Linked DNA regions of Homo sapiens: region 2 is linked to region 1. Evidence: read pairs that join two places in POLR2A ChIA-PET (ENCODE). Cell type or tissue: CD4-positive, alpha-beta T cell. All regions are shown on one strand. Each heading gives the region's core, and the rest is flanking DNA. Links, peaks and the distances in the headings are about the cores only. Region 1 overlaps LOC285819 (a long non-coding RNA gene). Region 2 holds the start of BTN3A2 (butyrophilin subfamily 3 member A2).

What was found. Peaks named below come from ENCODE experiments on the same cell type or tissue, not always from the same donor. Only the 100,000 strongest peaks of a DNase experiment are listed, where the experiment ranks them.
Region 2: POLR2A ChIA-PET joins it to region 1 with 12 read pairs; 9 of 35 experiments call an interaction of 5 or more read pairs at or near these places.

The regions. Positions count from the first base shown.
Region 1 is chr6:26,471,951-26,476,346 of GRCh38, forward strand. LOC285819 (a long non-coding RNA gene) reads right to left here. Exons shown (of 4, transcript NR_038992.1): 3 at 4,202-4,396; 4 at 1-243. It also overlaps a transcript of BTN2A1 not described here. Among named protein-coding and RNA genes, the nearest start is that of BTN2A1, 16 kb to the left of the region's middle. RefSeq lists an enhancer at 1,885-1,934. In CD4-positive, alpha-beta T cell, for the core only: no CTCF peak of the experiment used is centred there; DNase peaks (open chromatin) are centred at 1,131, 1,961, 2,301 and 3,351; H3K4me3 peaks cover 2,543 bases; H3K27ac peaks cover 4,000 bases.
Region 2 is chr6:26,362,773-26,367,168 of GRCh38, forward strand. It overlaps BTN3A2 (butyrophilin subfamily 3 member A2), which reads left to right and starts at 2,426. Exons shown (of 11, transcript NM_007047.5): 1 at 2,426-2,580. RefSeq lists an enhancer at 2,384-2,433. In CD4-positive, alpha-beta T cell, for the core only: no CTCF peak of the experiment used is centred there; DNase peaks (open chromatin) are centred at 1,719, 2,369 and 2,709; H3K4me3 peaks cover 2,859 bases; H3K27ac peaks cover 2,283 bases.

The DNA of each region.
Region 1 (4,396 bases), core at 154-4,153:
AGGGAAGAATTGTATTTTGTTATTAATAACAGTCCTGAATATCATTGGCTTTGACAAAATGAGGACTTCTTTTCATGTCAATAAATATGGATGGTGGCCATCAAGGGCTGATCTGAGAGCTTGAAATGTCATACATGCCCCAGCTTAGTTCTGTCTTTATTTTCTTCTGTCTTAGCATGTGGCTTGCATCTTCAATGTTGCCTCATGGTCACAAAAGGGCTGCCCAGCTCCAAAGTCCATATTCTAGATAAGAGGAAGTAGAAAGTAAGGGGAGTGTAAGGGTCTACCAGCTGTTTTAGCCTCCCCTTAAATAATCTGTCTGATAAACTTCCACCCTCAAGCAATTGGCTCAAACTTAGTCCCTTGGCTTCCCCTGTCTACAAATGAGATGGACACCTTGCAATAAGAAAATGGGATTTTATTACTGAGAAAAGTAGATCTGTTATTGAACAAGCAGCCAGCCAACTCTACCACAGAGCCTAAATTCAAACTGTTGTAGTATCATTTTCTACCAGCCAAGGTTTCAGCTAAGTCCTAGGAGTTTTAATTACTTTAAGGGTCTGTTTTATAACATAAACAAATGATAGGCCTTTATATTTTATTTGTGACCCAACTAAAGTTGCAAGTGCTAGTGATACAGGATTTTTATTTGTCACTTTGCAAGCAGGGGACCTCTGGCCAGCAACACCCCACCCAAGCCTCGCTTGGCTAAACTGGCATGCCCCAGCTCACCTGTGTTATAGCTTATACCCACGTTCAGCAGTTCCTGAGCTCTTGTACCATGCCCAAGAAGAATGAGGATACACTAGACGTTGAAGGGTGAGGAGGGCTGAGAAGAATTTTATCAAGCGACTGAACAGCTCTCAGCAGAGAGGGGATGCTGGCACCCCTACCTGAAGGCAGGAAAGCTCCCCCTGTGTGGCTGGGTCCAGGCCTGTTTTATGGACTCAGAATGGGAAGTGTGTGCTGAATGGTTTGTGAGTATGCAAAAAAGGTTAAAGTGAAGACACCACTCAAAGATGGCCACAACAGTGTAAAAAAACAATTAGGAAAGTGTGGGTATATGGAAAGTAGTTGAAGGGTGGGGACCAATCAGAGGAAAGTGCACCAAACAGGAAGACAAGTTCTCAACAAGTTCTCAATTTGGGCTGAGGATTTACCTTGTAGTTTGGCTTTCAGGCTTTAAACTGTCTTCAGCTTGGAGGTGGGGTATCACTGGGGACCCATTGCTACCTGCCTAGGCATCTGACTGCCTCCTGTCTGCTATCACTAGGTCCCAAGGTTTGTAGCAAGGACCCCTTACAAAGACATCCCCCACAGTCTACCCAAAGGTTAACCTTAGAACATATTTCATTGTCAGAGTGAGAAACAAATACACATGAAAATACAGTATGGCACAAATAAGGAGCAAGAGGTGAAGAAAGCTTCAGTCACACCCAAAATAATTTTGTGAAAAATATAAAATATGCAGTTATAGACAGCACTAACTCTGGATACCAGAAAATTCTATAATTCGGTAATGGATCTGAGACCTGAATTTTGGAGGTACTAAAATAGATGCAATAGATCTAGTTTTCATTATGTTCATACTTTCATTTGGCTCTGTGGTAAAAGATGATAATATCCAAAACAAAAGATGATAATATCCTCCATGTAACAATTACATGCAAGGGGATGTCTGCAAACTGCCACAGTATCATTTTAATTAATACCTATCTTCTCTTCTTAAAATCTTTTCATTTTTCCACTCAGTTCTCCTGATATTTCTGTTATGATATAAAAGACAGCTGAATGTGAAGAAACACTGATTGTACACGTAACACACACATTAATGATTCAAATATGTAAACACAGAGAGCTGCAAACACTTTGAGAGGTAGGGCTGAAACTTTTCGTCAATGTGTACAATTCAATATCGTTTCAGTTTTCATTCTAACCGTCCCCAGTGGCTTCTGCCCAGCAACTGATGAGAAATGGTACCTCTGAGCCAATCAAAACACGAATTCCTACAAAGAGGATTCTCTTAGTGTTTCTCGGACCGAGTGTACAGCACATGCTTTCTTTTCCTTTATTCTGGATCAGAGAATCTTAACTAAAGCAGAAATAATTGTGTTAAATTAAACTAAATTTGGTATGAGATATGTATACATTTAGCCTGAGGGATGGCTCTTGAGCCCTTAAATAATGAACTGCAACCTAACTTAGTATGTAAACTAACTGAAAGCTTAAGGCATGGGAGTATACTTTTGTAACAAATAGCTGAGTCTCAGCCAATCCCAGTAGCCGAACTTCAGTCGGCGGCAGTCAACCCTGCAGCCAAGTGATCAGACTATGTTCAAATAAGGCCAACTCTGAGCTGTAACCAATTAAGCTGTTTCTGTGTGTCACTTCCCTTGTGGAATGGAGCTCACTGAACCTCTCTGATGGCTGCCCGATCGTTCTGATGGTTTGCAAATTGTTCTTTGTTCAAATTAAACCCTGCTAAATTTAATTTGTCTAAAGTTTTTATTAACAACAGAAAACTATTGATTACCTTTTTTTGTGGGCTATGATTTTCAGATAGGAATATTAAGGAGTAAGTGGGGAAAATTGCTTAGAGCCAGGGCTACAAGGCCTGGAAGAAAAGGGACTGAAAAGCTGAGAGGGGAACTGGCACAGAGAAAGGGGTGAGGATGGAGAGGGTAGAATGCAAAGAGTAAGGACCTGAAGAGGCTGAGATTTGGCTGAAGAGGGACAACCTGAATAGAGAAACCTTCCAACTGCATGTTCTTAGGAACTAATTACAGTCAGAAAGGAGCAAAGACTCCTTTTTTTTTTTTTTGTCAGAGTCTCACTGTTGCCCAGGCTGGAGTGCAGTGACACAATCTCGGCTCACTGCAGCATCCACCTTCCCAGCCAAGCAATTCTCTGGCCTCAGCCTCCGGAGTAGCTGGGAATACAGGCATACGCCACCACACCTGGCAAATTTTTTGTATTTTTAATAGAGACGGGGTTTCACCATGTTGGCCAGGCTGGCCGGCCAGGCTGGTACTGAACTCCTGACCTCAAGTGATCCACCCACCTTGGCCTCCCAAAGTGCTGTGATTACAGGCATGAGCCACTGCCCCCAGCCAGGAGACGAAAAGACTCCTAAAATATCTCCTGGTTATGTTTAGGAACATATTCCAAAAGGTTCTAAAAAGAGATGTGCCTTAAAGATTCATATGTATATTGTAAATTTTCAACTCCATATTTTCTAGATGTCCCCAACATCCCCACAACAGCCCGTCAACACCCTGCCCAGGTGACCAAGTACACCAGTGCAACAGGGCTGGTTCCTGCCTGCTTGCCCTTGCTTAACTGTGACCTAGTGACCTCCTCCCATCTTTTGATCTTTATTCCTCTAGTTCACTTCCTTTGTCACTATCTCTCCACCCACACCTACTTGCCTTAATCACCTTAACAGCAAAGGCTGAATTATTGTAAACAAAAGGAGTCTGTCTTTTTAGTGCATGGGTCCCCAAGTATGTATATATGAATATGCAATGAACCCCAGGATACTAAGCTTCACTTAAGGATTTTTTCCTACAAGGACTCAGCTGTCACATTTGGGGGCATTTTGTTTTGTTTTGTGAATGTTTAACCAAGCTAATGGAGGAACTATTGGTACAATGAACTCAAAAAATGTACAGGATCAGCAGGGCATAGTGGCTCACGCCTGTAATTTCAGCACTTTGAGAGGCTGAGTTGGGAGGATCACTTGAGCCCAAAAGTTCAAGATCAGACTGGGAAACATAGTGAGACTTCATCTCTAAAAAATTAAAATAAAATAAAATAAATACAAGGAAAAAAGAAAAATGTACTGGATTGAGGGGAAAAATTTATGATGCAAACAGAAGAGCATTTATGATTGAAGTGAGAGAAGGATAATGGGGGAGGATGGTGAAAGAACATCAATCTAAATTTATATTTAAATTTACATGAATCCAGTGCAGGCAGCATCTCAGGGGAGGGAGGAGTCTATTTTTCTGTTGATTTCCTGGGCTAAATTCCTGACTGACTCATTGCTGAAAGTAAATAACATATTATTATAGTTGAAAGATTTTTTTTTAGTGTAGTGATTTCAAACTGTGCTCATTTATATGCAACCCATGAACGCCTCCCTTCTCCTATGTCTCCTTTTGAGTTGTAGGGCCAGTTTGAAGCTTTATATATCATTTACCAAACTTAGGGTGGTGAGTGGGTGCTGATGGCAGCCTGGTTTGAAAATCTCCACTGGAGAGAAGACACAGCAGGATTCAGATGCAAATGACCAGAGCACTCCAAGTTGGAAAGAACTGCTGAGCGGGTCTGTAGAGCCCATCGCTCTCTCCTGTCTATTCATCAGCTAGGCTGAAGCTCCTGACAGACTCACACC
Region 2 (4,396 bases), core at 137-4,136, 110 kb before region 1:
GCTTCTCTGCTCAGAACTTCACAAAGCAAAAGTATTATTCATGCATGTAAACCTCTAAGCACAATACCAACATCACGGTAGGTTCTATGTGAGTATAAGCTATTATTAAGAATAATAATCAATCCTCTTCCCTCTCCTCCATCCCTAAGGCCTCATCATTTCTTGCCTGGAGTGTCACAGTAGCTTTCTTCCTGGTCTCCTTGTCTTCTACCATCTGATTCTCTAATGAGGACTGGCTATATTGTGTAATCATAGCGTCATCATTCCACAGAATACAATGTAAATGGCACTCTTACTTCCCATCTTCCCTGGCACCTTTCACACTATTGTTTCCAATGTACACATTTTCTCATGCCATTTTTAAAAAAGATTTTCTCTTCACCTTCAAACTAAAACTCCAACTCCACAACAGGCACCAGCTGATACCGAACCTTTCATAATGGAAAATAATGACATTCATAAAGAGTTAATATGTGCAGGTGCTGTGCTAGGTTCTCCCCAAACAACTTAAGAAGCAGGTCACATCCCTACCCATAGCTGAAGAAACAAAGACATTGAGTGAGAAATGAACTTAGGGGTCTCATAGTTTGGAAACTACAAAGTTCAGAGATATGAAGAGTTGGGCTCAGAAACTCCTAATCTGAAGCTTAGCACATTGGCTGCTTCTTTGTGTCAAAGTGACTTGGACCCTCCAGGCAAAGGTGGGATGTTCATTCTTACTAATACGATCTCAAGCAGCACAGCTTCTGATAGAGTCTGAATTTAAAAATAAACAAATGAACAAATAAACAAATATTGATGGATGAATAGGGGTGAACAGCAGGATGGATTTATAATAAAGTAAGAAACTAAAATATTAATTATACAATCTACATGGTAGATATATTGGAATTTACTGAAATTCTTTCACCTTTGCTATATGTTTTAGAAGTTTTATAATAAACTGTTGGGGAGGGGGAAGGGGGAGGGAAAAATTGTGTTTTTCTGTTGATAACAGAGACCAGAAGTACCACTGGCTTAAATAAAACAAGGATTTGTTTTCCTTTCATGAAAAACAAACTTATTTGGAAATTTACCCTGAGTACTAATATATAATAAAATATTTTAAAAGAAAAAATTTTTTAAATAAATTTAGATGGTGACAGTCCAGGGCTGATCTGGCACCTCAGATATGTCATTCATGCCCCAGCCTGCTTCTGACTTCATTCTCTGCTGTCCCAGTGTGTGGCTTCCAACCTCAAGGCTGCCTCATGGTCCCAGGGTGGGCTACTGCACCTCCGGGTCCAAAGTCCATGTTCTAGGCAAGAGGAAGAAGGAAGAAGGGAGAGTGTACCCTCACACTCCCAGCTATTTTGGCCTCCCTTTGAAGGATTTCTGGGAGAAGTACAAGCCCACAACTTTCACCTACAAACCGCTGGCTCCAACTTAGTCCCTTGGCCTGCCCTATCTTCAAGGGGGAAGAGCAGGATGCAGTACCCCAGAAAATTAGGCCTTGTCACTAAGAAGAAGGGGGCATGCACGCTGCAGAAGCAACCAGCCATCTCAAGCAGATACCACACAGCCTAAATTCAAACTGTTGCAATATAATCAAATCCCATCAGCTCCAGTCACATATTAGCTCTAGGAGATTTCTGGCTTGCAGCCCAAAAAAGTGTGTTTTGAGGTCGTAAGCCACAGGGAGAACAAGATTGTCCCATAAACTCCTTACAGAGATGGTGTACAGGAAACGAGCCTTACAGAGACCACAGCCTATGGAGTGTCTAGCTTCAGAGAATATGTACTCCACTGGCAGCGTGAGAAACAAATACCCAAGAAAATACAATATAGCACAAACCAGGAGCTGAGGGTGAATGAAGATGCTCAGAAAGATCTGCAGTAAGAATTTCCTGGGAAAGGTAAAACAATGTCAAGCAGCACTGCCTCTGGAAATCAGAAAAATTATATTATTTGATACCATATCCTAAGCCTAAATGCCAGAAGTTCTTAAAGAGGTGCAGTTTGTCTCATTTTCTTTCCATTCATACCTTTATTAGGCTCTGTAAAAAAGATCCTCCTCTTCTACGTACCTATCTACATGCAAGCAAACTGCCACAGAAGCATCTTAATTAGTGCACATCTTCCTCTCTTTGCACATTAAATTTTTTTACTTTCCTACTCCATTCTGCTAATATTTCTATTACCATGTAAAAGACACGAGACAGGTGAATATAAAGAAATACTTATATACATCCACGCACAAGAATGATTCAAATAGATAAACACAGAAACACAAACACTAAGGGAGGTAGGGCTGGAGTTTTTCCTCAACGTGTACAATTCAATGTACTTTCAGTTTTCATTTCAACGTTCCTCAGTGGTTTCTGCCCAGCAACTGATGAGAAACATCACCTCTGAGCCAATCAAAAAACTAATTCTTCCAAAGAGCGACTCTTACTGTTTCTCATGGTGAGAAGACAATATTTGCTTTCTCTTTTTCCTTTCTTCCGGATGAGAGGCTAAGCCATAATAGAAAGAATGGAGAATTATTGATTGACCGTCTTTATTCTGTGGGCTCTGATTCTCCAATGGGAATACCAAGGGGTAAGTGCAGGAAATTGATTAGAGCCTGGGCTACAACGCATGGGAGGAGCGGGGCTGAATCGCTGAGAGTGGTGAGTGGGCATGCAGGGAGAGTACTCTCCCAGAGAAAGGGGTGCAGTGCCTGTGTGTGTGTGTGTGTGTGTGTGTGTGTGTGTGTGTGTGTGTACATGTGTACATGTGCACACTCGCACATGCACATATGGGCACGTGGGAAGACGGGAGAAGTACTGCAAAGTATAAGGAACTGCAGAGGTTGGGATTTAGTGGAAGGAAAGGGAGACAACATGAATGAAGAAATATTCCAACTGCATGTTCTTAACGTATTGTGGTCAGAAAAGGGCAAACAAACAAACAAACAAAAAACCCTTAAAATCTGTTCTGGCCAACTCAAGGCATCTATTCTGAGAAATTCTGAAGAAGAAGAAGAAAAAAGAGATGTGCCTCATAGATTTATATGTAAATGTGTTTATTACAGAAGTATTTATAATATAGTAAAATCTGAACCAACATACATATTCAACAGGTGGGGAATAGACAAACAATGCATGGTTCAGTCATAAAACATGTTCCATGTAACCATTAGGAATCATAATTTTAATTAAGTGAAATTCTTTATAATTTTAATAACACTGGATCCTTATATTAAACCATTTTTGGTATCTTTTAGGGATAGTACTTGGTTTTCTTTCCATTCATCATTTCCCCAAAACCTAAAGCATGATTTCCCATGGTTACAAGCTACTACATTGTATGAATATATAATTATTGGGAGTCTCTGTGAGCCTACTCTGACTCAGAAAGCCGCTCCTAAAGAAGAAAAAAGAACAAACAAACAAATAAAAAACCCGAATTATTTTTAAAACTCTTTATTTTGGATTTTTCAGTTTCTACATTTTGTTACTGTAGATTTTACTAGATTGAACAGCCTTATCCATAAATATTTGCATCAATCTCTAAATTTTTTTCTTCAACACTAACTTTTATAGTTGGAATTTTGGGGGCAAATAATACAACATTTTAAAGGCACTTGCCATGTGTACATGGCCAAATGCTTCCAGAAACATTTCCACTTCCATTAGCAAAGTATATAACTACAGAGTATTTAAGGTTTTATTCCTTTATATTTTTTTCTTTGGCAAAATTGTCTATAGTAGAAAGAATGAATAATAAATAACCTAAAAAATAAAAGTTCTCCCTCTGAGGACAGCAGAGAAATTTTTAGCTTAGCTTAATAATACCTCCTTCTCCTTAGGAGAATAAAGAGCAGTTTCGAGGAGCAGAAGATGTGGTGAAATATAATGTTTAGTCTGATGGTGGATGCAAGATCCAGGCAGGGGTGGAGCATGACCAGCTGCACAGACCTCTGTTCCCTTGCTTCCTCTACATCTCTCCCCACCTCCATCTGCAGACCTTGTTCTCAGAGGCCATTCCCAGACCCACAGCAGCTGGTATGATGGCTGCAGGCCTCATGCTCCTTTGTTTTGGGAGAAACTGTTGAGGAGTTAGTATTTACTGAGCAGCTAATATGTTCCAGTCACTATTATTCCTCATAATAATTAGTTATTAACTAATACATGAAAATTTTAAACTTAAAGCATTCCAATAATTTTAAAAGTAAAGGAAGCAAAAGGCCAAAGCGTCCTTTCACTCACTTAACCTCCAATTTTCAGTTTAGCATCCATCATTTTAGACTTTTTCAGGCATTTACATATATAGTTATGCAGAAATGTATAGCTTTGCTTTTGTTTTTCAATTGAATCATTAGTATAGTTCTGCAAGGTGCTTTTTAATCACTTAGTATATCTCCATTATCCAG